Regions from separate parts of the Homo sapiens genome. Here regions 1, 2, 3, 5 and 6 are each linked to region 4. Evidence: chromatin loops called from intact Hi-C (ENCODE). Cell type or tissue: HCT116. All regions are shown on one strand.

What was found. A loop is a pair of places that touch in the nucleus more often than their neighbours do. Peaks named below come from ENCODE experiments on the same cell type or tissue, not always from the same donor. Only the 100,000 strongest peaks of a DNase experiment are listed, where the experiment ranks them.
Region 1: a loop joins it to region 4, with 5 times the contacts of the local background. A loop is called at or near these places in 31 of 110 quality-filtered maps.
Region 2: a loop joins it to region 4, with 6 times the contacts of the local background. A loop is called at or near these places in 2 of 110 quality-filtered maps.
Region 3: it touches region 4 in a loop (5-fold over the local background); 27 of 110 quality-filtered maps call a loop at or near these places.
Region 5: a loop joins it to region 4, with 14 times the contacts of the local background. A loop is called at or near these places in 85 of 110 quality-filtered maps.
Region 6: a loop joins it to region 4, with 12 times the contacts of the local background. A loop is called at or near these places in 21 of 110 quality-filtered maps.

What each region holds. Positions count from the first base shown.
Region 1 is chr2:9,811,471-9,816,470 of GRCh38, forward strand. It overlaps LOC105373421 (a long non-coding RNA gene), which reads right to left and starts at 3,247. Exons shown (of 3, transcript XR_007086206.1): 1 at 2,750-3,247. In HCT116, a CTCF peak has its summit at 2,548 (motif pointing right); a DNase peak (open chromatin) is centred at 2,571; H3K4me3 peaks cover 692 bases.
Region 2 is chr2:9,775,435-9,780,434 of GRCh38, forward strand. LOC100996549 (a long non-coding RNA gene) reads right to left here and starts at 4,558. Exons shown (of 3, transcript XR_241267.4): 1 at 3,007-4,558. RefSeq lists silencers at 2,594-2,723, 4,296-4,435, 4,466-4,515. In HCT116, a CTCF peak has its summit at 2,668 (motif pointing right); a DNase peak (open chromatin) is centred at 2,667.
Region 3 is chr2:10,139,526-10,144,525 of GRCh38, forward strand. It overlaps a transcript of RRM2 not described here. Among named protein-coding and RNA genes, the nearest start is that of RRM2, 19 kb to the left of the region's middle. RefSeq lists a silencer at 3,070-3,119 and an enhancer at 3,144-3,805. In HCT116, a CTCF peak has its summit at 3,028; no DNase peak of the experiment used is centred here.
Region 4 is chr2:10,433,217-10,438,216 of GRCh38, forward strand. No RefSeq gene overlaps it. Among named protein-coding and RNA genes, the nearest start is that of SNORA80B, 11 kb to the right of the region's middle. RefSeq lists enhancers at 1-368, 369-1,333, 1,978-2,027. In HCT116, a CTCF peak has its summit at 1,908 (motif pointing left); a DNase peak (open chromatin) is centred at 1,885; H3K4me3 peaks cover 288 bases; H3K27ac peaks cover 795 bases.
Region 5 is chr2:10,070,604-10,075,603 of GRCh38, forward strand. The region is part of intron 1 of CYS1 (cystin 1); the gene reads right to left. Among named protein-coding and RNA genes, the nearest start is that of CYS1, 7.3 kb to the right of the region's middle. RefSeq lists an enhancer at 687-1,188. In HCT116, a CTCF peak has its summit at 2,146 (motif pointing right); a DNase peak (open chromatin) is centred at 2,178.
Region 6 is chr2:10,268,559-10,273,558 of GRCh38, forward strand. LOC124907731 (a long non-coding RNA gene) reads left to right here and starts at 3,843. Exons shown (of 2, transcript XR_007086209.1): 1 at 3,843-4,160; 2 at 4,744-5,000. RefSeq lists an enhancer at 3,117-3,617. In HCT116, a CTCF peak has its summit at 2,163; a DNase peak (open chromatin) is centred at 2,163.

The DNA of each region.
Region 1 (5,000 bases), 620 kb before region 4:
TTAAGCTAAAACTCAGGACTGGAAAGAAACGTCAAGCTTGGAACTCGTAGTGCCAGGCTCTGCCCCTCATCTCACCAAAGCTCAGTTTCTCCCCCGTTCAGGGTTGAATTGTGCCCCCCAAAAAGAGATGTTTTTGTCCTGACCCCAGTACTTGTGAAGGTGAACCTATTTGGAAACTGAATCTTTGCAGAGTAATCAAGTTCAGATGAGGCCATTAGGACGGACTGTCATCCAATACAACTGTCCTTATAAGAGGAAGACAATGGTACATGAGGACAGTGACACACAGGGAGACGCCTCGTGGGGACAGGCAGAGGCCGAGGCACTGCCGCTGCAGGCCAGGACACCGGGGGCTCCCGGCCAGGCCAGCGGCTGGAAAGGCAGGCAGGATTCTGCCCAGAATATCAGAGGGCCTGGCCCTGCCCCTGTCTTGATTTTGGACCTCCTGGCTCCCAAACTGTGAGGGAGTAAATGGCGGAGTCTCAGCCACCCCAGTCTGTGCTCTGTGGCAGTGGCGCAGTATCACACACTCCCTGACTGGGAAAAGGGTGGGAAGTCCTGCAGCTGGCCAGAGAGAACCGGCAGACCCGTTTCAGTCCTGTTATCCTGCCCCGGCGGCCGGGCCAGTTCCCCCCGGGAGCCCCGGTGTCCCCCTCCTGTGTGTCCTGCTGGTTCCCGGCAGATGCTCCGGGCGCCACTGCTCTGTTAGCCGCTGTTGGCCTCCTCCTGTCACATGTTTATGCTTGTAGTAGCAGAATCCAAATCCGGGCCATTATCGCAGGTGGCGGGCCTTAACCTGGCAAGCCTGTGAACCCTTCCCAGTGCTGCCCTGGAGAAGGGCTGGCCGCTCAGGCCCTCACAGCCTGAGAGCTCGGAGAAGCTGCCCCCAGACTCTCAGGGCCCTGTGCCTGCCCCAGCCACTTGGGCCTGAAATTAGCGAGGGGCCACACATAGGGGCCCAGACCAGACCCCAGAGAAGTCCCCTGCCCCTGACTTTCCACACATGGCAGCAGTGAGGTGTCTGCTCCCTGGCTAGGGCAGCATTGTTGAGCCCCCACTGGAGCTGGGCGTCTCCCTGCTCTCAAACAAACCAACTGTGCACAGTGGGGCAGGGACGGTTTCCTAGAGGAAGTGGGGCTTAGGCTGACTCAGGGAAGGGCAGTTTCACTGATAGGATCTGTTTACCCGCCTGACTTCTCCAGCATCACCATAAGCTCACAGGGCTGGAACGGATTCAGGTCGCCCAGGCCCAGGGCATGGGAATTGGAAAACGTTTGTTGAGGTGAATCAAAGCTAGATGGAAGGCCAGGCACGGTGGCTCATGCCTGTAATCCCAGCACTTTGGGACACAGAGGTGGGCGGATCACTTGAGGTCAGGAGTTCGAGACCAGCCTGGCCAACATGGTGAAACCCCGTCTCTACTAAAAATACAAAAACTAGCTGGGCGTGGTGGCGGGCACTTGTAATTCCAACTACTCAGGAGACTGAGGCAGGAGAATCACTTGAACCCGGGAGGCAGAGGTTGCGGTGAGCCCAGATGGCACCATTGCACTCCAGCCTGGGCGACAAGAGTGAAACTCCATCTCAGAAAAAGGAAGAAGAAGAAGAGGAAGAGGAGGAAGACGAGGAGGAAGAGGAAGAAGAAGAAGAAGAAAGAAGAAGCTGAAGAAGCTGGTTGGGAAGAAAGGGAATGCGATTCTATGAGGCTGGAGCCAAGACGAGCTGAAGAAGCTGGTTGGGAAGAAAGGGAAGGCGATTCTATGAGGCTGGAGCCAAGACGAGCACTGGAGCAGAGGTTCAGCACAGCGTCCAGGGAACAGACAGTGCTGTGGGGGGAGCGTGGGGGAGGAGGGGGTGGCAAGGACCCCTGTCCACCATCCTGGTGGGGGCCCAAAGGTGCTTTCAGTGTCCTATCACTGCCATGGCTGCTGGCAGAAAGTCCTGGCAATGATCTCGCACGTCTGGGGCTCAGGAAGGGAAGCCCACCCGCCCACAGGAAAGGGATGCCTGAGTGGCCTGGCCAAACTCTGCCCACATCTCCTCTCTGGCAGGACGCATGCTACCCAGGCCCAGTCCCGATCCCAGGACAGCACCCACAGGAAGGCTGCCAGTGGTTCTCCTGGAAGCAAAGACTCCAGCTGCCTGGCTTCTCCCTTCCCCAGGGACGCCTCCATCCCAAGCTCTGGCCAACAGGCTGCCCAGGCTCCCTGGGAACCCCTGGGTGCCGTGGCGAGTGGGGGCTGTGGTCTCACCCCCGGGCACGCCCTTCCTCCAAAGGCCTGGCCAGTCCCAGTGCATCCTGTGCTGAAACTCCCAGGGGATGGGGTTGGGACAGCCCAGCAGGTTCCAGAATGCTCTCTCCTCTGTCCACCCTGAGTTAGAAGTCTGTGTGGAGGCCCAAAGGTACTTTAAGTGCCCCAGCACTGCCATGGCCTGGGAAGCCAGGACACACAGGCTGAAAGAGTGAGGTCTTCCCATCAGAGACCCTGAGCCCCGAAGCTTTGGAATCAGCAGCGTTCAGCGCGATGGAGGCGCGGTGCCACCAGGTGGCGCCGTCAACCCCTCACTTAGGGCTAAGCGCCCTGGCCCCTCTGGATGAACCAGCAAGGGCGGAGGGGGACACCGGAGAGCGAGACGGCCTCGCTAAAGAAGGCCCCCTGGCCTTTCAGGATGAGGGGCTCAGTCAGCCCAGTGATGGGGACTCCGTGAGAACTGAGCTGTGAAAACGTGTTGGAGGCACAGTACCCACCTCTGCCGCGTCTGAACCCAGATTTGCCAGGAAGGCTCTTGCTTTCTCAATCTCTGTTCCCCGGTCATCACGAATACCCTGTGCTGGTCACTTTGTGCATCCCCATTTTTTTTTTCTTCCAAGGATACGGTCACGTGGGCAGAGCTGCAGAGACAGGATCCTAGACAGGCAGGCCTTGAATGCCAGGGCAGGAGATTGCTGAGGATTCAGAAGATCTCGGGAAGCTTCTTAAAGGCCCTCGACCCCTCTCGCTACCTATGAGGGCAGGACTGGAGAGGAGAAGGGAGAAGGCCGGAGACCAGGGGCAGCCCCCATAGGAAGCAGACTCCAGCCGCCTGGCCTCTCCCTTCCCCAGGGACGCCTCAGTGCGGGGTAGGCGCTACGGGAGACCAGGGAAGGGGCTGCTGCAATATTCGAGGTGAGAGTGTCCTGCACTGAAGCATGGTACAAAGAGGTGGGCTGGAGAGGGACGGTTCCAAGAGCAGCTGGCCACCGTCTGCTGCCCTGGCGTGCCCGCCCATTGTCCTCACTGTCTGCCACACCCTCCCTAGCAGGCCATACAAGGACATGTCCTCCCAATGTCCTGTCCCCCGGCCTCAGGCTCAGTCTTTCAGAATTGGCCTCCCTAATCCCATTCCGTCCAGGCTCTGCTAAGAGACAGCCAGGGAAGCTTGCAGGTGAATGTGCGTCTATGAGCAGGCGTTGTGCATGCAAACAGCCCTGCTTGGTGACGCTGAGCATTTTAACAGGAGCCCTCAGCAAGCAAACTCTTAGTCAAGGGGGTGACCCCTAGTGACATTTCAGGCTTTGGGGAGACCAAATCTAGAAGTCTTCTGAAGTCCCTGAAATCAGAGAAATGGGACCATTCTAATAACCAGAAAAATCAGCTTCCTTTGACCCTAGGCGTCTTCTCAGGTCCCCAAGGACAATCTCCTGCTTAATGCACATGACATCATGTTGACCCATTGGCCCAGGGTTAGCCTTCAGCTCTGCCCCCACCCTAGATCCTACTATAGCTGGAAGGTGGCGACCATTTGAACGTGGGACAAGGGACCATTTCTCCCTAGCAAGATGAAGTCACTTACCCAAGCCTTTGTGACAAGTCCGCATCAGAGCCAGCCCAGAGCTGCATCTCTTCCAGCCCTAAGACTGATGAGATAGATAGATAGATATTTGCCTTCAGAACAGGAAGGCTTTTTGTTAATGACTTTTTGTTAATGTTTCAGGGAGAGGAGCAGAGGAGCTCAGTCCAGTATGATTGGCATTTGGTGAAACCTAGTGGTGCAAATGTTCTGATTGGGATGTAACTAACACTCATCCATCTAACCCCTCTAATGTAATCCAGAGTCAATGCACCGTCTCGAGTCTCCCTCTCTCTTCAACACCCCACCCACCTCGCGTCAATATGGAAATACCGTCATTAAAGATAATTACCGAAGGAACAAGCCCCCTGGAGAGTACAACCATGAGGATAACATGCAAAAAGAAAAACTTAAAGCTCTCCATGAAAATTTACTAAGCTAAGGCAACAGAACCTTCTAATGAGTCCAGGTGCGGGCACCATGAGGTCTGTGTGAGGAAGGTCTGGTGACCTCTAAAAAGGACAGCTGTGGAAGAGGCTCAGGCAGGAATGGCGGATCCACTGTCGGCCTCACTGTCGGCCTCGCCCGGGAATCCGTCTTCATCTTTTCCCTTCTCATGAAGCTGTCTGTTGCCAGGCTGGCTATGGGGCTGCCTTATCCACACAGGAAGCTCACTTTTTGAGAAGGCAGCTGAGCCACGTGATGTCAGACGGAGCAGGGACTTCTGTTTGTCAGTGTCAACCATCTGGGAGCCAAAGGTGTTTCCACAACCACAAGAACCGGTTGAGATATTTTACTTGGATCTCTGGGCATTGCACACATCTGCGTTCCAGCAAGTGACCTCCACGCATGGAGGCAGCGGAGAGGAAGGGAGCTAGCTCCAGGAGCCGCAAAGCTCAGCACATTGGCTACAACACAGCCGGCCGATGACTCTAACGCCAAGAAGGAACTCTGGAAGAGAGGAGATCGTGGTTTATGACTCTCTGTGTCCTCCACACAGACAGCAAAGCACCAACAAAGGATAAAAAAAAAAAGAAAGAAAGAAAGAAAGAGAAAAACCAATACAACATTGATGAATTACGACTCCTTAACATACTCTGTATCCTGTGAGAGAAGTTAATATTCTCCCATTCTCATTGATGAAAATCAGAGGCAGGAAGAGGCCCAGA
Region 2 (5,000 bases), 660 kb before region 4:
ATTTTGGGGGTGTCCTTTTTCCTTTCTCTTCCTTGGCCAGGATGAGTCCCTCGGGGAGGGGGCACAACAGGACCTCAGAGGTGGGTCCTGGTCGGGGTCTCAGGAAACGGAACGTGTCGCCATTCTGCCTGCTCTCCACTGTGGGATGAGTCCTCACTGCCATGGGACAAGTGAGAGTTCCAGACAAGGACCTGCCATGGACCAACCCAGACACGTGGGGCAATGACTTTGTCTCCCTCAAACCTCCGTTTCCTCACCTGAGGTAGGGAGATCTCTAACCTCAGCCAGCCCCTTTCATGGAGCCATTGGGATGGTCAGAGGGCCAGTGTCAAATGTGAAAAACGCCTCGGATGCCATGAAATGCCACAGGGGTGTCAGCTTTGGGTGAGGCCACTAGAGTTCCACGGCAACGAAGGGCTGCAGAAGCCATGCTGATGATCCATGGGGACTCTGAGCTCCAGGGAGAGAAGGGGAAAGTTCAGCCTACACAGCAGGTTGGGATAGAGCAAGCGGGGAGCCCAGACCTGCCGACCCCCAGGCCTGGCTGAACCAGCCCTTCCTCTGGGCCTGCAGGGGGTTGGAGGGGCTCCCCGTTGCACAGTAGAGGTGCTCCTGGGCACAGCAGCCTGGGATAAAGCATTTTAAGCCCAAGGTGTTTGGGGACAGGTCTTGCTGTTGGTTACTTTCACAGGGACAAGTCAGACTCAGTGCATAACGGCAGGGACTGAGGACTGCTCGTGGCTCCGGGGAAGGCTGGCAGGGCTTGGTTGGATCTTGCACTGCCTCCCTCCTCCCTCCTGGAGGCCAGATACACCATCCTGCCCCCCAGCCTTGGCTAGAGATGTCCCCTCAGCCTGGCTGTCCTCCCCACTCCTTCCCAGCTGGGGAGCAGCACCCTTCAACCACCTGTCCACGGCCCCTGCTCCAGGAAGCCCACCTCACAGCCAGCCAGAGGTGACTCTGCCCCCCCTGCCCTGGCCATGAAGTGTGGAGTGGTGGAAAGGGTGAGGCCCAGATCTGGAAACCTGGCTTCTCCTGCCACCACACTGTGGCTGTGAAACGTGAGCAAGCACTTTGCCTCTCCGAGCCTGGTTCCTTATCTATAATTGAGTTTAATTCCCAGGAGTACTGAGGGGAGGAGGGTTAAATTTGTACATGGAAGAAATACATTTGAGCATCTATTAAATGCCAGGCTTAAAAATGTACACTTACGTGTTAGTCATAAAAAAAGCGCCAGGCCTGACTTTAGGCATTTATCAAAAAAGACAAAGCCTGTATAAGTGAATATTCTAATGGGGGACACAGTGGACAGATGAACGACGACTCAAAGAAGAATAACAGGCAGGATAAGGGTGTAGACTCATCCACGGAGGGTGCTATGCTCTCTATAGACACCATAGGTACTTAATAAATGCTGAATGCATGGATGGATGGATGAATGGGTGGATGGATGGGTGGGTGGGTGGATGGATGGATGGGTGGATGGATGGGTGGGTGGGTGGATGGATGGATGGATGGATGGATGGATGGATGGATAGACAGATGGATGGATGCTGCATCATACCCCCACCTCTCATAACCAACAACGGCCATGGTTGTCACCCACAGTATCTCCTTCTCAGAAGAGCTCGCCAACCCCCCAAGGTGGGCCAAGGAGCAGCCAGAAGAGGGCTCTGAGTGGAGGTGGGCATGGCACCCCTCCCACGCTACCTCCTCCTCTCCTAGGACCATCTCAGAAGTAGCCTCCCCTTGCAAGGAGGCTGGCAGGGCAGAGAGGGTCACCCAAGGCCTGGAAAGAGCCCCAGCAGCTGGCAGCAAGTATCCCAGGCACAGGGCGAAGGCTCTGCCTGTTTCCTGTCTGGACCTCACAATGCCCTGGCATGGCAGGGCGTCCCCCCGGGAGCTGGTGCTGAGAGGGTGGCGGAGGAGGAGACCCCACCTCGGGGGACCAGGGATCAGGAGAGTCAGCAGGGCCTTCAGAAGTCCCCTGATTCAGGCTTCTCACTTCTAAGTGGGGACATGGAGCCCTACAGAGGGTGAGGACTGGCAGAGGTAACCCAGAGTCAGGTATGGGGCAGAATTAAGCCAGGTCTACCTGAGTCCCTTTACAATTTACCTTCAAAAGGCCCCAGCTTCTGCTGAATGTTTCCTCCCCTTTTAAATGCACCCTGCCCTTGGTCTTGTCCTTGACTCTGCCCTTGGCCCTGTCCTTGGCTTTGCCTTTGGTCCTGTCCCTGCCCTTGGCTCTGTCCCTGTCTTGGCCCTGCCCTTGACTATGTCCTTGTCCTTGTCCTTGGCTCTGCCCTTGGCCCTGTCCTTGGCCTTGCCTTTGGCCCTGTCCGTGCCCTCAGCTCTGTCCTTAGTGGCCCTGCTCCCTGGCATTACCTCTCCCTCACCCACCGCTCCCTGTCTTACTAATCCAAGGCCACCCTGCTTGTCTCCCATGTCCCTCATGCCTTTTGTCAACTGTGGAGATGATGACACTCAGTGGGTAACTATGGCATATGGCTTGTGGCTTAAGGAAAGGCACTCCAAGTTTCCACTCCACGTGCTCAGTCTCTAGAGGGTCCTAATGTGAGACCACAGTCTCAGGCAAGCCATTCCAGGGCATGAGGCTGAAGAAGTGGCTGACAGTCCCAGGCCAGGCAGCACTGCCAGCTCCTCTCCTCAAGGTGGAGCTCTCCTCTCCACCTCGGCAGGAGTCGGCAGTTCACTCAGCCCATGGGTGCACAGGCACATGCGGGCACACATGGGCACACATGGGCACACATGGGCACATGCAGGCACACACAGGCTCACGTGGGCACACACACAGGCATACAAAGGCACACATGGGCACATTCGGGGCACACGAGCTCATGTGGGCACAACATGGGCATACACAGGCCCACTTGGGCACACTCGGGGCACACATGGGCCCATGCAAGCACACATGGACACACACAGTCACACATGGACACACACGGTCACCCACACGGGCAAACACTCCCAGTTACTCCAACCTACCTCCAGACCTTCCTGACCTGGATCCTCCCGATCTGGGCATCCTGGGTGGAAGGTAGGGCTCCCCCTAACACCTGCCTGACTGAATAGAAAAAGAAAATAAATAAAAATGGAGCCTTTCCTCAGCTTCTTGGGGAAGTCGTGGGCCGGCCAGGGGTTGGCAGGAACCAAATGGGCTGGGTCAGCACTGCATGAATCAGAGGATTTGAGAATTGCTGGGCGAGAGGTTCTGCAAATCACCAGATCAGAGCACTATGGAGACACGGTGTTTAGCATCACAGAATATCAGAATCACAGACCCTCGGGAACAAGCACTGCTGTTCCCAGCCTCCTCCCTACAGATGTCTCCAAATCCCAGACAGCACCCGCTGAAGCCCCTGCCTGGCTTCCCTGCTGCTGTCGGCCTCACTCCCTTCCTGTCCACGCAGCCCACCCTCCTAAGCGACCTTCTGCCCAGCCACAGCCATTAGCTCCCTGCTGCTCAGAAGCCATAGCAGGCTCATTTTTATGAGGAGGACAGAGTTCATTAGCTCACCCTCTGCCAATCCCCTCACTACCAACCTCCTTTCCCTTCCAGTCTCCCCCAGAGGGGCCACACTATAGCACACATAGTAAAAAAGTCTGGGCACGAGCCCTGATACACATCTATTGTTTGTTTGAAAATGATGTCCCTGACAGTGCAAGACGACTGGCCTCCTCCTGGAGTGGATCAGGGCTCCCAGAGAGCACGAGAGGAGGTAGTGGAAGCTGCTGGCCTCCCGAGGCCCGGCCCGGCCACCACCCGCCTTCTCTTGGCTGCCTCTCACTGGCCAGAGCAACTACAGAATCTGCCTGGATTCAGGGAGTGGCATGGGGTGGGGTGGTGGGGGTTGACGATGGCTATAAGAAACGGCTTTGAAGATGGAGGGAGGGCCATGAGCCAAGGACCGGGGCAACCTCAGAAGTGGGAAAAGGCAAGGAACCAGCCTCCCCGCAGAGTCTCCGGAAGGAAGATGGCCTGCTGGTGCCCCAGTTGTTGCCCGGGGAGACCTGCTGCGGACTTCTGACCTCCAGAACTATAAGATAGTAAATGTGTCTTGCAAAATAACAAATTAGTGGCTTAAAACCATGAAATTTGTGGTAACTGTGACAGCAGCAATAGGAAATTGATACAAGTATGTATCCGACTATTATTATATGTGTTAAGTGTTGTTAGAGTAGCGAGAAACAGACATCAGCTTTAGCAAAAAAAAAAAACCCACAAAAAACCCAGAAAATGTATGAAAAGATACTGTCCCAGCTCACAGGATCAAAGTGCTGAGCGACCACTCACAGGAAGCAGGAAACACGGAGGCTCTGGGTGGATCAGTGAAGCAAGAAGTTCCTGCCCTTCTCTCAGGGCACCTGCCTGGTGGAGGCTCCATGCAAGTCCCAGGCTCCATGAACCTGGATCCCAAACTCACTGGAAAGGGAAATCCAGACCCAGCCTGCCTCTGCCTGTGATGGCTAGGAGAGGGAATTGCTGGGCCAGGAAGCCACCCCTATGGGTACCTGCTGGAGCCCAAAGCCCCGTTCTAGTAAGCTGCAGCTGGTGCAGAACTTAAACCTGTGGCCCCAAGGCCACGCCTCCCTCCAGGCCACAGTTGCTCTCAAAGGCAGGCTGGTGAGGAGGCGTGTGTGGCCTGAGCAGGATGCTAGAGAGCCGGGGAAGCTGAGGCAGGAAGAGGCATTGGCTCCAGCTGGCAGAGCCCTGGAGTCAGGAGGAGAAGCCGGAGAAGCTCATGAAGCCCAGAGTCTGCGTGCTAGGGACTCGCGAGCCGCATTTGGCCACAGACGGTTTTATTCAGCTTGCGTGGTTTTTGTTTGCCTGTCTGTATAATGGCTACAATATGCTGAAGACATTAACAAGATGGATTTGCAATTTGCTTTCAAATCGTGTTTCTTTGCAGCCTCCCATCTCCAAAGTGAGGAATGAGTTCATGGCTTCAGAGAAGGAGGTGAGGTTTCTACCCTGTGCC
Region 3 (5,000 bases), 290 kb before region 4:
GTGTCAAAGGCTGGAATCACCACATTGCTGGGGGCGGATGAGGGGACAGTTAGTGGATTTGGGGTCTGTTCTTTCTCATCTCTCTTGGTGACCCTTCCCCTCCATCAGGAAATGAGGTGCTGAGCCATCTCTATGGTCCCAGCCTTCGGTTTTGCTCTGTTTGGGGCGTTTCAGAGAGCTGGACTGTCCCAGGCCCCTTGGGAATTGGAAGCAAGTCCTAGAACTTTCTGGAACACAGAGAGTGGTCTGTTGGGCCTTCCTTTGCTTCCTCAGTTCCCACCCTCCTCCTCCACTCCTTTCTAGGACTTTCCTTCCTCCACCCCTGGATCCTCCAATGTTAACGGAGCAGGGGTCAGGAAATAGCCCGTGGGTGGGATCTGGTTCACCGCCTGGTTTTATACATACCAGGAGCTAGGAATATGTTTTAAAAATCAAAAGAATGGCTGGGCGTGGTGTCTCATGCCTGTAATCCCAGCACTTTGGGAGGCTGAGGCGGGTGGATCAAGAGGTCAGGAGATCGAGACCATCCTGGCTAACACAGAGAAAGCCCCTCTCTACTAAAAATACAGAAATTAGCTGGGCGTGGTGGCGGGCACCTGTAGTCCCAGCTACTTGGGAGGCTGAGGCAGGAAAGTGGCGTGAATCCGGGAGGCGGAGGTTGCAGTGAGCCGAGATTGCACCACTGCACTCCAGCCTGGGCGACAGAGCAAGACTCTGTCTCTAAAAAAGAAAAGAAAAAAAAATCAAAAGAACATTTCGTGTTGCATGAAGATTCTATGAAATTCAAATTTCAGGGCCCATAAATAGCTTCGTTGGGGCGCAGCCACACTTGTTTGTTTACGTATGGTCTGTGGCTGCCTTCACCATGGATAAGAGACTGGAATAGCTGCTGTGGTCTGTATTTTCTATCTTTACAGAAAATGCTTGATGAGCTCTGAGTAAGGCCTGACCATGTTCCTGAGAGCTCCGTAGTGGACCTGATGGGAAAGTAGTGGATGGCATTGGTGGTGGCTGAGCCAGCAGGGTGCCTGCTCAGAGAGCCGGTTATTAATGGAGTGCTAACCAGTCACTCTAGATGAGAAATACACAGATCACATTTAAACACAGGGAAAGCTGTTTACAGGAAAATGATAAAATAGCAGAACGTAAAGTTATGGGTATACTGTGCTTACGTTGTCATAAAAATGTGTACATATGGATAGAGAGGAAGGTGTCCCACGTGGAGAAATGAAAAGGTGCCTTAGGGGGCAGGTTGGGAGTAAGAGCAGTTTTTCTTTCTATTCTATTTTTCTGTTTAAATTTTCCTATAATGTTCTTATAATAAGTGTTGATGAGCACTCGCAGCCACCAGGGGAAGCAGCTACCCAGGCAGAAGGCTATTCTGGGTCTCAGGTGGGCTTTAGGGAGAGGGACCCTGAGCTCTGGACCAGGGTTAGGAGGAGGTGCCCCGGGCATGTGGAGGCTGGCAGCCCTCGCTCCTGTGAACTGGCGGCTGGGGCTGCATCTCGCCCACGTCGCTGTCATGTGCGGGGCCCACGTTGTGAGTTGTGTGTCTGCTCACTATTGTGCTGTAGCCTCTGGAAGTTGCTTAGGAGCTTGGGATTTCGTGGAGAGGTGGGAGTTAGTTGCTTCTGTCCAAAGAGGTCGGCCAATGGGGGCCATTCTGAGTTCAGAAACCGCTGGCTTGGAGCCCGATGGACCCAGCCAGGCCCAGCTCTGCTGTTGACCAGTTATGTGCTCTGGGACTCAGGTTAAGTCTGTGGGTGGCAAAACTGGCACCTCCCATCCCATCTTCCCTCCATCCCCTCCCCCCACCCCCATGTCTCACTCTGAGCCTTAGGGAGTTGGTGCCACCTAGCTACGCTCACTGACACGCATCTCATGCTGTGCTAGGATGTTGTCCCCATGTTAGTGTGCCCTCTCCAGGGAGACTGCCAGCCCTCGTGGGTGTGCATCTTCTGCTTCTGCATCCTTGGTCACTGCCAGCAGAGGTCTGGGCACATGGTGGTGGACAGTGGCTATTAACTGTGGTTGTGCTGGAATGGAGGAGGCCTGGTGTCTGGTCTTGGAGTCAAGAATGCATGTGCTTAAGGATTCCAAGATCACACGGAGGAGGGTATGATTAGCTCTGGGAAGCGGGGAGGCAGGAAGGAGGGCAAGAGACCTCGACCTGTTCTTGGGAAGGAAAGAGCAGGTGAGGGTGGGGTACTGTTCCAAGCACGGGAAACAGAGCCCCAGGAGGTGGCCATGGCCTGGGGCTGGGGCTGGGGCTGGGAGGCGGTTGCTCCAGCATGCAGTCACTGAGCCCTCCTGTATGCACTGCTGCAGGTGCTGGGAGACCGTGAAGTGCAAAGCAGATGGAGTCCAGGCCCTCGGGGAGACAGCACGCCAGTGAGGGAGATGGAGACCAATCACCCACCCAGTGTGCGGTAAGTCAGACGGTGACAAGCTCTGAAGACAAGGAAAGCAGGGAGGAAGGGGCGGGCTATGCCCCTTGCTCTTTCATGTGGGGAGCCAGAGGGAGCCAGAGGATGTGGGGATCGACCACGTGGTTAGGGGAGGAAAGCATGTTTCAGGCGGAGGGTGGGCAAGCGCAAAGGCCCTGTGGCAGGCGCGTCTGTGAGTGGTCAGAGCAGAGTGAGGGGTGGGAGATGGGGCTGGGTCAGTGGAGTGGGTGTGTACATGCAGGTCTGCAGACCCAGGTAAAGAGTCTGGATTTCATTTCTAAGGGGATGAGAAGCTCGGGAAGGTCTGACCAGCCTTACGTCTTGAAAGGGAATCCCCTGCTTCTGCGTGTCAGGTGTTACTCGGGGTGCGCCAGTGGAAGCGGGAGGCAGTTGCAGCTTTCAGGTGAGAAATGATGGCAACTCGCACGGTGGGGGAAGAGGGGCCACTGTGGAGGTGGCTTGCGGGGCCTGTCATCTGCTGTTTCCTAGCTCAGTGTACAGGGCCCCCACGCACCCCTGCCAGGTCGGAAATCCAGGTACTGCCAGCCTCTGCCGTTCTACGTGTGGCCAGGCGGGGGAGCTTCGCCCTCCCATGTCCCTCACCCCATGCCCCAGACAGCACGGTCCTGCGATCCCCCTCCCATTCCAGTGCTCAGTATAGCCGTATCCCTGCAGGCTCAGGCCCCCACCATGGCCAGATCCCCCACCCCACCTTCACCCTCCGCCAGTCCATTGCACACATAGCATCTGGAATGGTCTCGGGCAGCACCTCAGACGATGTGGCTGTGTTGCATGAGCCCCTCCCCTCACCGCAGCTCTCGGCCCTGCCTGAGCCCAGGTGCCCGCGGGCTCCCCGCTCACCTCTGCCTTGAACCTTCCTGAGTCTGAGCTTCTTTTTTGTTTTGTTTTGTTTGGTTTTGAGACAGAGTCTTGCTCTGTCACCCAGGCTGCAGTGCAGTGGCGCGATCTCGACTCACTACAAGCTCTGCCTCCTGGGTTCATGCCGTTCTCCGGCCTCAGCCTCCCGTGTAGCTGGGACTACAGGCGCCCACCACCTCGCCTGGCTAATTTTTTGTATTTTTAGTAGAGACAGAGTTTCACCGTGTTAGCCAGGATGGTCTTGATCTCCTGACCTCGTGATCTGCCTGCCTTGGCCTCCCAAAGGGCCGGGATTACAGGCGTGAGCCACCATGCCTGGCCTGAGCCTGAGCTTCTTAAACACCACATCCTCTAGCCTCCTGCCTTCACACAGGCTGTTCCCTTAGCCTGGACTTTGTCCCCACCCACCCGCTCCTGATCTTTCAGGTCTCAACTTACAGGTCACTTTCCCTGGGAACCTCCTCAGACCCAGTGAGGCCAGATTAGGGGCCTCCTCAGAGCCCTCATGGCCCCAAGTGTTTACCACTTCGCTTTTTCATACTATCCAAAGTGCACAGAATCGTACACTTTTCTGATGCCTTGTTCCAGCTGAGTGCCCTGAGGGCAGGGATGGGGTCCGTGTCCTCCGGTGTGCTCAGCCAGCACCTGGCCAGGCACTCTCAGTGTTGTTGAATGAATGAGCGAGTGAGTGACCCGCAGGGGAAGCTGCTGTGTCTGACACGGTAACGTGCAGGTTGCACTGGGGGGGCCTGGTTGAGATCATGACTGGAGTCCCTGGCCCCCAGAGTGGGAGTCATCAGTGGGGCTCGCTACCTCTGCACAATTTTTTTTTTTCTTTGAGACGGAGTCTTGCTCTGTCGCCAGGTGGTACAGTGGTACGATCTTGGCTCACTGCAACCTCCGCCTCCTGGGTTCAAGCAATTCTCCTGCCTCAGCCTCTCGAGTAGCTGGGACTACAGGTGTGCACCACCGTGTCCAGCTAATTTTTGTATTTGTAGTAGAGACGGGGTTTCACCATGTTGGCCAGGATGGTCTCGATCCCTTGATCTTGTGATCCGCCCGCCTTGGCCTCCCAAAGTGCTGGGATTACAGGCGTGAGCCACCACACCCGGCCCCTCTGCCCACTTTCTTCCCCTTCCTCCTCTCCCGTCTCCACCAAGGCTGTCTCTGGAGTGGCTGTGGATCTGACAGAATGCATGTCCGCTCTGCCATCACTATTCACGCACAGCGCCTGTTGGGGACTCTCCTGTAACCCAAGGGGGTAGCGGAAGGATGGAGCTTCAGGCCTTGAGGGCCAGGAAATGAATGTGGAAGACTGAATCCTCAGGGGACCCCAACTCTGGGCCGGGTCTGGGGCTCTGTTTTGAGGACGGGGAGTGGGAGGAGGTGGCAGCAGGAGCCGGCGTCTGAGGCATCTCCTCACACTCTTCCAAGGTCAGAGACGAGGTCTCAGATACGCTTGCTAATGCACGATTTATTTCTTTTTCAATTTCCTTTGGAACCTGTGCTGTGCAGATGTTCACATGATGTGGTGGGGAAGTGAGTTTTATAAAACTCTTGGCAGAGTACCATTCGGCATCCCTGTGGTTCTAGAGATTTCTGGGGCCTCGGGGCTGTAGCACCAGCTGCAGACAGCTGCCTGCCTTCTTACAGTGCTCAGCTTTTGGGTCCAGC
Region 4 (5,000 bases):
GGGCATGTGGTCTTAGTGTGTGCTGTGGATGTGTGTGGTGTGTTTGGGTGTGTGGGAATGGTGTGGGGATGGTGTGACTTTGTGTGTGATGTCGAGGTGTGTGGTGTGTTTGCATGTGTGGTGGTGTGTGGGCATGGTGTGACCGTGTGTGCGATGTGTATGTGTGTGGTATGTTTGCGTGTGTGGTGGTGTGTGGGGCATGGTGTGACTTTGTGTGATGTGGATGTGTGTGGTGTATTTGCGTGTGTAGTGGTGTGTGAGGGATGGTGTGACTGTGTGTGTGCTGTGGATGTGTGTGGTATGTTTGCGTGTGTGGTGGTGTGTGGGGCATGGTGTAACTATGTGTACATGTGTGTGTTGTGGATGCATGTGTGTCTGTGTGTGTCATGGTGTGTGGGGCATGGTGTAACTGTGTATGCTGTGGATGTGTGTGGTGGTGTGTGCTGTGTGTGAGTGGCATTGCGTGTGCTGTGAATGTGTGTGGTGGTGTGTACTGTACTGTGTGTGTGTGTGTGTGTGTGTGTGTGGCATTGCGTGTGCTGTGGTGGACCCGAGTCCACAGGTGGGTGGCTTCTGGAGTGCCACATGAGGCTGTTGAGTGGCAGCCCTGACAGCTCATTCCAGGAGGGCCAGGTGGGGTGCCTGTCTCCGTGGCCTGAGAGGCTGGGCCTGGGCTCTGGGCACCCTGCTCCCCTTCCTGGCCCACCTGGGCCCACAGTGGCCTCCCTCCACACTGAGCTTCCCTGCACCAGGCCTGTCCTAGGCCTCCATGTCCCCTCCTCCAGAGGTCGCCTTCGGTGACCTCATCAAATTACTCTGGTCGTCTCCACCCTGAAGCCCTGCGAGGCTGCTCAGGAATGAGTGGGGATGAATGAATGAAGGGAGGGTCAGCAGGTGGCTCTGCTCTGTCTTCACGCAGCTGGAACCGCATGAGCTTATGCCCTGGACACACACTGAGACCCAGGCCAAGTCCCAGCTCCACCTCGAATGAGCCGCCTGGCACTGGACAAGCGCTGTGTCTTCATCTGTAAACCATGTGGTCAGGGAACCAGGGGCAGAGGGAGGGGCTGCAGGGCCTTGAGGGGAATGGCAAGGGTCCTCAGGGGCAGGACCTGACCTCCAGGTTCCTGGGGACCTCCGAAGGTGGGGGCCCCAGGGTTAGGGTCAGGCACCCTGGCAGGGATGGCAGAGCATGGGAGCCATGTGTGCGGGTGTCTTGTGGGGTGTGTGTGAGGCTGGGGCATGTGGTCTTAGTGTGCGCTGTGGATGTGTGTGGTGTGTTTGCATGTGTGGTAGTGTGTGGGGGATGGGGAGGGCGGCACAGGCAGCCTCAGGTGGGCTCTGCCTCTGGCTCAGGGACAGGTGCCAGGCACCAGCCCCACAGGAGGGGTGGCGGGGGGAGATCTGCCCTCCGCCCACTCAGCCTATCATGGGGGGTGGTCAGGGGAGGCCGGGTGGGGTCACCAGTCGCTGGTGGGCACAGGGGAGGATTGGGAACACCTCAGAGGGGATTGGGGCCACTTCGGGGACGGGCAGGGGGACAGGCAGGACCAAGGCTGCAGGGCCCCACCAGCTGTACACAGGGCTGGTTCTACAACATGGGGCAGGGGTGCAGGGGCTGGGCTGGGGGCTTCACCTGGGGGGCCTCAGGAAGTGTTTTGGGGGTCAGGGGAGTGGTCTGGTCGGGGACTGGGCTGCCTGGTGCCCCTTCCTCAAAGCCCCCGGGACCCTGGAGTGGCTGAGTCGGGAGCTCTGGATCGAGGCCACGCTCCAGTCTCACAGCCCTGTGGCTGTCAAGGGCCCCCTGCGATAGTGGAGCTATCAGTGTTTGCCCAGTGGTCGAGTGATTTGACTGCCTTTTCCTGGCCCCGACCGCGCTGCCACCGCGGGGTGCTGCTGCCCCCTGGTGTCCATAGCTAGGAGGGCCATCCAGGGCTTGGGTGTGCGGGTTCCAGCTGGGCCTGCTTTCGAGAAAAGCTTTCTGTCCTGGGCGGCATTTGATGACAGAGGAGGATGCTGAGGCCCAGAGGAGCCCCTGACTTGTGGTGGGCCAAACGGCACACAAAAGCTGAGGCCAGGCTCCCGGTACCCAGGACCAGAGGCCTTATTGCCAGATAGGAATGCCAGATACAATACAGGGCACCCAGTTACACTTGAATTTCAGATCAACGAGAAGCAATTTTGCAGCTGACATATGTCCCGTGCAGTATCTTATCTTTGTGCTAAGTCTGGCAACCCTCCTTGAGAAGCCAGGGAGTGGGGCCTGCACAGCCCTGGGGCGGGTGAGAAGCTGGAAGGGCCAGGCCTTCTGACAGGCACCCCCAGGGCCAGGTGCATGACCCTCCTGGCGGAACCACCCAGGCCCAGACTGACCCTCGCCCAGCAGGGCACCAGGTCTCCTCCCCTGCGGAGCCACCCCCGAGCTGGCCCAGCCTGGAGACCCCCGCTCCCCAGCTCACAAGCTCACGGGCCTGAGCTCCACAAGTCACCTGACTGAGCTCCACCTAGGTAACCCCTGGCCAGTGGCAGAGCACGCCTGGTCACAGCCCTCTCCAGCCTGGAGTCAGTGCTGCATGTGGATAAAATTCTCCGAACTCCCAACAGCAGCAAGAATTCCGGAGGCGCTTCCACTCTGTGCCCTGCATTCGGGCCTTCACCAATCCTCCCTTGTAGCTGCCCTGCCGTGGGTGGGGGGCACCAGCTCAACCCCCACTCAGAAGGAGGCGGCCGTGGGGACCCCTGTGCCTAGTGAGGCATAGGGCCTGGGTCTGGCTAGTGCCTAGTGAGGTGTGGGGCCTGGGTCCAGCTTCGTCTGTCCAGCTCCAGCCGAAGCTGAAGCCACAGCAGGAATGCAGGGCCAGGTGCCACCGTCTGTGGTATTCCGGAGCCATGGGTGCTCGGGGCTGCCTCTGCCACCCTGGCAGGGAATAGGATTGGCAGAGAGCAGGGGCCGGGAACACGTTGCCCTTGGTGAGAGAAGGATGCCGCATTCTAGTCATGGTCATTGTTCAGCAAGAGCCCAGGAGCAGAAGCTGGCTGGCGAGGCAGGGCCCTGAGGACACCCAGGCCCTCCTTCTAACTTACAGACTCGCCTTGGACGAGTCACTTGGCCTCTCTGGGCTTCATCCCATCTGTAAAAAACAAGAACTGGGAGAACTCTGCAAAGCCTTTGCTTCACATGACGTCCTACCTTGAAACCCGATGGGTGAGATTGGGTGAGGCGGAGAAGGCAGAGCCCCCCACTTGCCCCCCTCACCCCCAGGCACTGAGGCTTCTCGGGAATCCCTGGTGGGGACAGAGCCCGATTTGAAATGGGTCGACTCTTGCCTTCAGGGGCAGTTTTCCAGCCGGGCCCAGAGATGGTGCAAAGCAAACCCCCAGATCCAGCATGGGGGAGGGCCCATGTCAAAGAGGGTACAGGGTGACAGCCAGAAAACCCCCTAAGCGGAAGGGGCTAGCCAGCCACTTCGAGTCACTTAGGAAAATCTAGTAAGGAGGGAACCTGCGAAGAGATGTGTGGTCCCAGTAGCAGAGGTCACTGCTGGGGTGTGACGAGCACATGACTTCACAAGACAAGCCGAGTGAGGCCCGGGAAGGGGCAGGCCCTACCCACGAGAAAGTGCAAAGTGGGCATCAGCCAGGGCTCAAGAGGGCCGCAGGGGGCACACGTGGCTTGCTCTGCCCACCGGCTTCTGGCCTGCCCTTGGTTGCTGCAGGCTATCTGTGAGGGGCAGTGCCTGGCCCTGACACTGTCGGGGAGGGAGGGGTTGACCACCTGCTGATGTGCCAGGAATGTTCCCATCTTTGGCTTCTGATGGGTCTGCTGCCTTCGTCGGCCTCATGAGCTGGGTTGGCATGAGCCAGCCCTCCTGGACCCTGCAAAGGTGAGGACCAGGTCGTGAGCAACTCTACCATGTCCCCCTGAGCCAGTCCACTGCCCAAGCCACCCTCCAGCTGCTTAACAGCATGTTCCCAGGGTAGGGAAACACCGAATGAATGCTGGGGTCCTCTGACCTGGCTTGAATGCTGCCTCACTATCTGCGTGACTTGAGTTCATCTCTGAGTTTATGTCTTCACGCGGGAAACCTATTTTACAATCCTCGTAAAGTCAGTAATACATTCCAATATCAAAAGCGCAGTGTGGAGCCAGTCCCCACTCTCGGCCCAGGCCTCTGGTTCTTCTGCCTAGAGGCAACCTCTGTTACCCGTTTCTTACAAGCTCTTCCAGAAATATGCCATGCATATGCAAGTATGTATGTACACACACAGTTTGTTGGGGTTTGATTTTGCTTTTTACACACACAGTAGCATACTACACGTGCCCCTTGCTTTGCTATCCTCACTGAATCTAGCTTGGAGCTTGTTCCTTATCAGTACTGATGAATCTGCTTCATTCCTTAACCACTGTATATCCCGTTCCATTGACAATTTCATCAGTACCTGCTTGTGTACAAGAGATTGTTTACAAATGATGCCACAATGAATAATTTTAGAAGAGTATCATCAGAGAAATTCTTAGAACTGCTGGGTCAAAGATAATGTGGATTATTGATATTATCAAGTTCCCTCCAAAGAGACTGTTGCTCTAATTTACTTTTCCGCCCAGTGCTTGAGCACACCTGCTCACCCCGCGAGCTGGGGAACTCTTGTCTTTGCCAATCTGATAGGTGAGAAATAGATTCTCATAGTTTTACTGTGTGTTTCCTTTGGTTGACAAATGTCTTCATGTTCAAAAAGTTTACTGTTGGCTGGGCGTGGTGGCTCATGCTTATAATCCCTGCACTTTGGGAGGCAGAGACGGGTGGATCACTTGAGACCAGGAGTTCAAGGCCAGCCTGGCCAACATGGTGAAACCGTCTCTACTACAAATACAAAAATTAGCCCGGTGTGGTGGCATGCACCTGTAGTCCTAGCTACTCAGGGGGCTGAGGCAGAAGAATCGTTTGAACCCGGGAGACAGAGGTTACAGTGAGCTGAGATGGTGCCACTGCATTCCAGCC
Region 5 (5,000 bases), 360 kb before region 4:
CCAAAGTGCTGGGATTACAGGTGTGAGCCACTGCGCCTGGCATATTTATTTATTTATTCGAGACAGGGTCTTGTTCTGTTGCCCAGGCTGGAGTGCGGTGGCCTGATCATAGCTCGCTGCAGCCTCAACTCCTGGGCTCAAGCAACGGTCCCATCTCAGCCTCCTGAGTAACTGAAACTACAGGCACATGCCACCACACAAGGCTAATTCTTGTACTTTTTGTAGAGACGAAGTCTCCCTATGTTGCCCAGGCTGGTCTTGTACTCCTGAGCTCAAGCGATCCCCCCACCTCGGCCTCCTAAAAAGTGCTGGGATTACAGGCATGGTGAGCCACCACGCCCAGCCTGAGAACCCTTTTTGTTTGTTTGTTTGTTTTGTTTTGAGACGGAGTCTCGCTCTGTCATCCAGGCTGGAGTGCAGTGGCGTGATTCGGCTCACTGCAACCTCTGCCTCCCAGGTTCAAGCGATTCTCCTGCCTCAGCCTCCCGAGTAGCTGGGATTACAGGTGCCCGCCACCACGCCCAACTAATTTTTTGTATTTTTAGTAGATACGGGGTTTCACTATGTTGGCCACGCTAGTCTCGAACTTTTGACCTCAGGCCGTCCACCGGCCTCGGCCTCCCAAAGTGCGGGGATTACAGGCGTGAGCCACCGTGCCCGGCTCTGAGAACCTCTTAAAGCTAAGGCAGGACATCCAGCCAAGCCCAGGGCCTGTCAGGGTGGACACTGAGCTGCCTGCTGCTGCCCTTCTGAAAGGGCAGCGGGACCCTTGCGGCAGGGGGCTTGGAATGCCTGGCGTAGGGACCTGACTTTGCACTGCTCACTAACATGAAGACACTGCAGCTTCAGGGCAGCCTTAAGGATGGAATGCCATCCAGTGCGTGAACGGCCCCCCAGAGCGGACGCAGGAGGAAGCAATTTCCCCAATGGCTCAGCCTTGCTGTTTCTGTTGTTTTCACCTGTGTTTTTCTCTGTGCCTGAGATTTTATTGCGTGGCCCTTTATCTGGCCAATTTGTTTAAGCCTTGAACTTACTTTCTCAGATGGAAAAAGCATGAGACTCCCAGAACACACAAGCTTGCTGAAGCAGCCAGGAGGAGCTGGTATGAAAAGCAAAGACACAGCAGCCCCAGATGGTGGCTCCAGCCTCCTGCAGACAGGGGCTCCTCCAGGGGGCTGCCTCCACCTGCAGATCACTGAGACACCTGGACGGACGTGGGGAACCGGCAGCACCTGGGCTGGGGCCCTGGGAACTGAGCTGAGTTCAGGACCAGTGTGTGTGTGCGCCCTGTTTGTATGTGTATGTTTGTGTGCGTGCGAGGGGTGTGTGTCATCCCTTGAGATTCTAGGGGGGCTTTGGAAAGACCAAACCACAGCTAAACAAGAAGCAGAAAACATATGAGAATGAAGCGAATAAGATCATCTCTTAAAGTTTTTGACTCTTAAAACTAAAGTTTTCGTGAAAATTAAAGTTTCAAAGGTTACTTTTTTTTTTTTTGAGACAGAGTTTCGCTCTTGTCGCCCAGGCTGGAGTGCAATGGTGGGATCTCAGCTCACTGCAACCTCTGCTCCTGGGTTCAAGTGATTCCCCTGCCTCAGCCTCCTGAGTAGCTGGGATTACAGGCATCCGCCACCACACCTGGCTAATTTTTGTATTTTTAGTAGAGCTGGGGTTTCACCATGTTGGCCAGGTTGGTCTCGAACTCCTGACCTCAGGTGATCCGCCTGCCTCGGCCTCCCAAAGTGCTGGGATTATAGGCGTGAGCCACCGTGCCCGTGCCCGGCCCAAAGGTTACTTTTTAGAAAATCCACTGCATATTTACCCAAAATAAAATATACAGTGGATTTCTTCTCCTGAAAGAGTTCTTCCATTAACTCTTAATTTTTAGCAGCTTAATATGTATGTATGTACATACACCAGTTATATGTGTAATTGGCAGAACAATTCCATTCCTTTTATTCCATAGTATGGATACACTTCCCCCTTCCTCTTTCAGAATTATCCTTCTTTGAAGCCCAGGTTTGGTTTGTTTGGCTTTTCGGTTTTCTTAAGGAAACTTGAACATGTACAGTAGAGAAACTCCTACAACGGCTCTCCTGGACCTGACCCAGCTTTCACAATTTTGCTAGTCTCGTTCTGTTGCTCACCACCAGAGGGCACTGTTCTCCCCACACAGAGGCCAAGATCCCAGTGCCCTGGGGAAGCTCCACTGTAGGGCTTTGCAGGCAGCAGAAGCTGAGCAGTGCAGGTGGAGGAGCGGTGGGGGAGCGGTGCAGGCAGGCTGTGAGTCGGAGAGTGGTGCGGGTGGGCTCTGCGTAGGGGGGGATGGCGCAGGTGGGGTCTGCGCGGGGGAGCAGTGCAGATGTGTGGGAGCAGAGCAGATGTGTGGGAGCAGTGCAGATGTGTGGGAGCAGAGCAGATGTGTGGGAGCAGAGCAGATGTGTGGGAGCAGTGCAGGTGGGCTCTGCATGGGGGGGCGGTGCAGGCTGGCTGTGTGGGAGTGGTGCAGATGGGCTCTGGGGGGCAGCGGTGCAGGTGGGCTCTGCGATGAGACCTGTCTTGCATGGCTAACATGACAAGGACGTGACAAGGGGCTCTGGGAACCGCCCCCCCCCCCCCCCCGGCTGTGGGCTGCCAGTCCAGGGCCCGTCTCCACTGGGAAGGCCTTGCCTTGAAGGAGGTGTTTCCAAAGCCACAGGGAAAAAGGCAAGGGAGACCCAGAGAGGCTGTCACTGGACTCAGGGTCTGAGAGACTTGTCCGTGCTAACAGGGTGTGGATTGCGGTTGGCCTGACCTGCAAACAGGCACCCTCCCACTCCTTGCTGGGCCCCAAAGTCCTCCGATGTAAATAAGAAGGTGGGACTGAACCATCTGTGAGGTCCCTTAAGCTCAAGTCATCTCGGATTTCAGCAATAGAAAGAAATGACAGCTGTCTGGCCATATACTATCAAGAAACAGAGCTTGGTGGGAATCGGAATGGGTGGCCTTGGGCAGGGGGCTGCTTTCCCTGCTGGGTAATGGGCTCACGGCATTTAGGGGCAGAAGGGCCTGTGTTGTGCACAAACCACTGCTCTGACCCTCCTTCCCAGAGTCTAGTTAGGGTCTGCCCCAGCCCTATGGGACTCAAAGCTCCAAGGTTAAGAGCTCTTGGTCAGCATCTCTCGAAGAGTGCATGAGCCGACATCCTCCTTTCCACGGCATTTCTACACCCTGCCGTGCCCAGTACTCAGCAGCAGCCACCACAGCCTCTCAGCAGGGCAGGAAATGTGAGGCTGTACCCCTGACCGTGATGCAACCAGGCTTCTAATCACCTACAGCAGCCAGCAGCCAGGGACCATGAAGGGAGAGAGCCTCTGAGGCTGCCCGCTCCTCCCCCGGGTCGAGGCACTGGGCTTCTAACATCTTTTAATCCTACTCTTTTTATAGAACTCCAGAGAGGACAATTCTTCCTTCAGTTTTTGATGTTCATGTTCCAGGCTTGGCATCCTTCCCCACCCATCCACACGCTCTCCCTCAGCAACTGTACTCTGGTATGGCATCAGCCACTATCCAAATGCTGATGTCCACGAAATGACAGCTCCAGCTCCAACCACTTTTCGCAGTTGACAGGAATTTCGGACAGCCCACGGAAATTATCCACCTAGGACTCAAAACTCAACTTGTACAAAACTAGGCCCATCCTGTTAATAGCATTCTGAATCTTCTCAACTACACAAGCAGGGAATCTTGGAGTCTTTCTAGAAACTCACTTTCCCTTGCTTGTCAAACTCAGTGGCTCACCTCACCTCCTCCTCCACCTCTCACCTGGATTCCTCCCTTACCTGGGCTCCTGCCCCCATGCAGTCTCCCCCAGTACAACCTCCCCCGCCACTGTGGATCCTTCTATTACACAGGCTGGGAAGACACACAAGAAACTGAGAAGCTGCTTGTCTCTGGAGAGGGGAGCTGGGGAAAGAGTTGGGAGGAAGGGAAATTTTCTTTGCAATGCATGTTTTCAATGTCCCCTCATGTGCCTGTGTATTACCTCTTCTAATTTTTAAAATAAACATTTAAAAATAATGAAACACAGAAAACTTCGCCTAGCTCCCCACTGCCTACAGGACAGTTCAACCTCTTAGCTTGGAATCCTGTGAAAATGTGACCCAAACCCGTCTCATTGGTTTCTGCTCTCCGACATCACCTGGCTGAATGGCACATAAACTCCAGGCTGTTCAAAAGCACTTCTGGGCCAGGTGCGGTCGCTCATGCCTATAATCCCAGCACTTTGGGAGGCTGAGGCGGATGGATCACTTGAGGTCAGAAGTTTGAGACCAGCCTGGCCAACATGGCGAAACCCCGTCTCTACTAAAAATACAAAAATTACCTGGGCATGGTGGCACATGCCTGTAGTCCCAGCTACTCAGGAGGCTGAGACAGGAGAATTGCTGGAACCCGGGAGGCGGAGGCTGCAGTGAGCCGAGAATGCGCCACTGCACTCCAGCCTGGGCAAGATAGAGTGAGACTCCATCTCAAAAAAAAAAAAAAATCGCTTCTGGACCTCTGGAGTTTTCTACACATTGTTTCCTCTTTATGGAAAGCTCCACCCTTTGTCAACCGCTGGAACACATTAGTGATCCTTTAGAACCAACTCAGACACCAGATCCACTGGAAGACTTCTGCCTCGGGTGGGATTCCCACGCCTCCACGTGTGCAGACGCACTGGAGCATGCCTTTACAACATGCTTCCACGGGAACTTGCAAACGTGCATTTACGCACCCCTTCCCAACACGGTTATGAGCTTTTTGGGGGTCCGCACCATCCTTTCTTCTTGTCCCCTGGATCAATTGAAATATCACTCATTGCCATTTAAATTTGTGTTCTTTGCTACAGACTTGAACGCAGGCAGATAGTCACCGTCTTCAGGACAGTGACTTTGTTTTGCTGCAAGTCCATTAAGTTACCCATCACCTTGACGTCCTTCTGTGGAGGTGCTGTCCCGCCAGGCACTCACTGTGACTGC
Region 6 (5,000 bases), 160 kb before region 4:
TGAATGACGCAGACCACACTCAGAGACTGCAGTGCAGTGATTCTCAAAGTGTGGCTCAGGGGCACCCCTGGGAATCCCTGAAACCCTTTCGGGAAGTCTGTAGGTCAAAACTATTTCCATAACAATACTAAAATATTATTTGCTTTTTTATTCTCATTGTCTCACACATGTGCAGTGGAGTTTGCCAGATCTGTGCACTACTGCAATCGATTAAATGCAGAAGTGGGTATGTAAATCCTCTATGAAGCCAGACATTCAAGAAACTTGCACAAATGTAAAATCATGCCACGCTTCTCTCTAAACATCTTTTCTGCTTTGCAAAATATTCGTTTTTTAATCAAAAATTATTATGTTAACATGTAACAGACATTATTATTTTTAAGCGAGTTAAAATATTTCTAGAGTTTTTCAGTTTTAGGTGTTCTTTTTGTCTTTTGTTTGTTTTTTTTGGAGGCGGTGTTTTGCTCTTGTCACCCAGGCTGGAATGCAATGGCTCAATCTCAGCTCACTGCAGCCTCCACCTCCCGGGTTCAAGTGATTCTCCTGCCTCAGCCTCCCGGGTAGCTGAGATTACAGGTGCCCGCCACCATGCCTGGGTAATTTTTGTATTATTAGTAGAGATAGGATTTCACCCTATCTGGTCAGGCTGGTCTCGAACCACTGACCTCAGATGATCCACCTGCCTCAGCCTCCCAAAGTGCTGGGATTATAGGCATGAGCCACTGCACCTGGCAGTTTTAGTTTTAAACACAGAAAATCTGTAGATATAGCCCTTATGTGTAAAACATGTTTGGGGTCCTCAATACTTTTGAAAACTGAAAGGGGTCCTGAGACCAAAACATTTGGGAATGCAATGTAGTGCTTCCTGTCCGAGCCAGCCCCACCGCGGCCTGAGAGCTGTGAAGCCACATGAGGATGCCCTCAACGACTCTGAACTCAGATCGGATCTGAGGGTTGGAGGCAGCCTCTGCCCCACCAGGGCCCAGTGGCTGTGGGCAAATCACTGAGTCTCTCTGAACCTCCGTCTTCTCCTCTGCCCAGGGAGAATGATAATAGGACCCACTTCAGAGCCACCGAGAGGATCAAAGATGAGGCAGAGTGTCGGGAGAGAGGGGAGCTATGCTTCTGAGCTGCATGCTCTGTGCAAATAATAACTCTTCATCCCCTCCATGGGATCTTCCGAGTCCCTGGGTATCAGGAGTGTGTCACCAAAAGAAGCCTAATGATGACGGAATCTCTGCGTAAGCGGCAGGCAGGGAGTGCTCTCTCCTCCTCTCCTCCCTCCCCACCTCCGCTGCTTCATTCTCCCCTCCAGGCTGCTTGCCAGCTGTGCCTTTACCCCAAGCCCTGGCATAAGCCAGGTGGGAAAGGCTTTCTGACTTTGAAAGGTGGGAGGCAGTGAGGACAGAGAGGAGGCCCGGGGTGTTCTTGGCTGGTCCCAGCCTTGTAACTGTTTCCAGCCAGGCAGAGCCAGGCCAGGGCTGTGAGTCCCAGCTGGGAGAAGGGTCTTCCCTCCTGTGGCTCCGGCTTTGGCTGGGTTCACCCTTGCCAGGCCACCCCTCTGGACTCACAGTGTCCTGAGTGCCCAGGTCTGGAAACGCAGGGACAGGGGCACCAGGGCAAGCCTGGAGACTCGGCGGAAGGAGTGCAGGGCTTGCCACCTGATGCCTGGCTCTGCAGCTGACCAGCCAGGTGACTTTGGGCGTGTCCTTTCTTTCCAGGCCTCAGTGTGCTAAGCTGTGACATGAGGGGGTTGGACTCTGCTCCAGGATCTGAAGCCTTTCCCCTGGGGCCTCACCCAGGCTGCTAAGGGCATCTCCATCAGGAAGGTGCCCAGGGACTGAGCCCATGAGAGCAGCCTGGCTTCGCCTGGCAGACAGGCGGAGGGTATCAGCCAGGGCTTCAGGGGCCCTGTGTGTGCCAACCCCCTTCCTCAGACCAGCACAGGAGACTTATATGGCCAGTCCTGCCCAAGACACCCCAATCTGGATCTTGCAAACCCAACATTTCAGGCTGGGTGGGTGTCTGCGTGTGTGCAAACGTGCACACATGGGCCCTACCTCCATTTACACTGGAAGGACTCCTCCTTAACCTCAGGAAATGGGCAGAGCGAAAGGCCTCCAGCCAGTTTCTCAGCTCCTGCCCCAGGGGGCAGGCTTGCTCCAGAGACCCCGTGGGCGAGGGCAGAAGGGAGGTGCTTCCTGGGCTTAGAGGTTGGGAAGTTCCCGCAGAGCCCTCAGTGCCAGCCCTGCGCCGTGGAGGACCATGTCCTGCAGCCAGTGGGCCCAAAGCGATCTGATCATGCTCCCTGCCAGGAAGGAGGTTTCTTGCACCCCAGCAGGTACACAGTGTTCGTTTACAGATCACACACAAGTGTTGTGCAAATTATGAAACATTCCACAACTAAAATTTCATAAAGATGAGGTCATTGTTCTCAGAGGCTGGCTGTTCACAGGTTCACTATGCCAAGCTGCGAAGGCACACACTCCCCGTGCGTCTGGAAGTCCAGGTGAGGCAGGAGAGAGTCCCAGGGTAACCTGCCTTCATCTTCCCACAAATCGGAGTCCAGCACTTGCAGCAAAGCTGGCATGAGGCTGTGATGACCCTGATGTCAAAGGTCCTTTTCAGGCCAGGTGCAGTGGCTCATGCCTGTAATCTCAGTACTTTGGGAGGCCGAAGCAGGAGGATTGCTTGAGCTCAGGAGTTCAAGACCAGCCTGGGCAACATGGCGAAACCCTGTCTCCACCAAAAATATAAAAAACTAGCCAGGCATGGTGGTGCAGACCTGTGGTCCCAGATACCAGGGAGGCTGAGGTGGGAGGATCGCTTGGGCCTGGGAAGTGGAGGTTGCAGTGAGTCAAGATCACACCACTGCACTACAGCCCGGGTGACAGTAAGACCCTATCTCCAAAAAAAAAAAATGGTCCTTTTCAGTGGTTCAGGGGACATTGTCAAACGGGCCAGAGCTGTGCTGGGCTGATGGGCTCCAGGAAGGCAGCCCCCCACAACACACACAGACAACGCACACACAAGCACACACGTGTGAGCACACATGTACACATGTGCACACACATGCACACACGGACACATGCACACATGCGTGAGCACACACATGTGCACACATGCCCACACACGTACACACGTACACGCGTGCACATACACACACATGCGCACCCAGACCCATGCACACATGCACACATGCACACAGACACACACATGTACACACATGTGCACGCACTCACATGCACACAGATACCCACACTCACATGCACACACGCAAACACACACACGCACCTCTCCCCTCAGTTGTGCGCTCAGACAGTGGAGGGGCTCGCCAGGCCTTGCTTTTCGCTTTTTCCTTCAGACTCTGGGCGATTAATATTTTCCAAAAGGCCTAGTGGCCTCCCCATCCCTTTATCACTCCTGCACTTGCGGCTGGTTTAAAAACAATTCCCAACTTCCTTTTACTCTTTCCAGCTGATCTAACTTTCCATGCTCAAGGCCAAATGACACACAAGCCCTCCCTTTTGAGTCACCAGTGACAAGTGTCCCGTGGCTTGGTGCATGGCGTTGGCTCTCTTTGCAGAGGTGGGACCTGAGGGAGGCTCTGGGAGGGAGAAGGTGGGCCGCGTGGAGGGGACCCAAGGTCTGCTTCTGGAACAAGGAGGGCTCCCCTGCCTGCCCCACCCTCCATATGCTGAATGGTGGTGGTCCCTCCTGCCCCACTGCAGCTCCCACAGAGCTCGTCTCCCCACCCTACCCCTGCCTGGTCAGAAAAACTCCATTTATCCTACAGGGTTCTGCGTGGTTGCTCCCGGAAGCCCACTAGGATCTCCCGGGTAAGTGGATGCCTGTTCCTCCCTGCTACAGGTGGAATTGTGCCCCCGTCTTGAAGCCCCCAGTACCTCAAAATGTGACTATACTTGGAGATAGAACCTTTTAAAAGGTCATGGAAGTAAAATGAGGTCATTTGGATGGGCCCCAGTCCAACAGGACTCATGTCCTTTAAGAAGAGATTAGGGCACAGATACACACAGCAGAAAGACCACGTGAGGACACAGCCACAGTACAGCCACCTCCTAGCCAAAGGACGACCTCAGAATACACCAGCCCTGCCGACACCTCAATCCTGGACTTTCAGCCTCCACGACTATGAGAAGGTAAATGTCCGTGGTTTCAGTCACCAGTCTGTGGGACTTTGTTACGCACCCAAGGGGACTGAGACTCTCCCCTGCGCTCCCGTGCCTCCGGGCCTCCTCCAGCCCAGTGAGCGCCAGGCTGAAAGGTTCTTTCCCTTGTTTCCCTCCCTGCACTGGGACTGGCCTGGAGAAGAATTTGTCTGAACGCCTTTGGTGCCTGGCTCTGCAGGTGTTCAGGAAACACTTGCTGAAGTGAATTAAATTCTTTTTTTTTTTTTTGAGATGGAATCTCACTCTGTTGCCCAGGCTGGAGTGCAGTGGCACGATCTCGGCTTACTGCAACCTCCACCTCCCGGGATCAAGCCATTCTTCTGCCTCAGCCTCCTGAGTAGCTGAGACTACAGGAGCACGCCACCACGCCCGGCTAATTTTTGTGTTTTTAGTACAGATGAGGTTTCACCATGTTGGGCAGGCTGGTCTCCAACTCCTGACCTCAGGTGATCCACCCACCTCGGCCTCCCTAAGTGCTGTGATTATAGGCATGAGCCACTGCACCTGGTGTGAATTAAATTCTTCTTGGCCTAAACACACGTACTTTATACAGCTCTGAGGCTCACAGAAGAAATACACAGTTGGTGCCGGTGCAGTGACTCTGGGGCCACCAAAGGGTACATCAGGCCCCATCAGATCTAGCCAGCGACCTGCAGCCCCCGACAAGCCTTCCTGAGCTTCCACCCCGGCTGCAGCCTTCTCCCCATGTGCCCACGTACTTGGGCTGCTACTGCTGCCTGGGTCTGTCCGCTTGTCAGTCAGTGAAGTTTCCCCAATCTGTTTATATTAGTTATGCTTATCATAATGGCA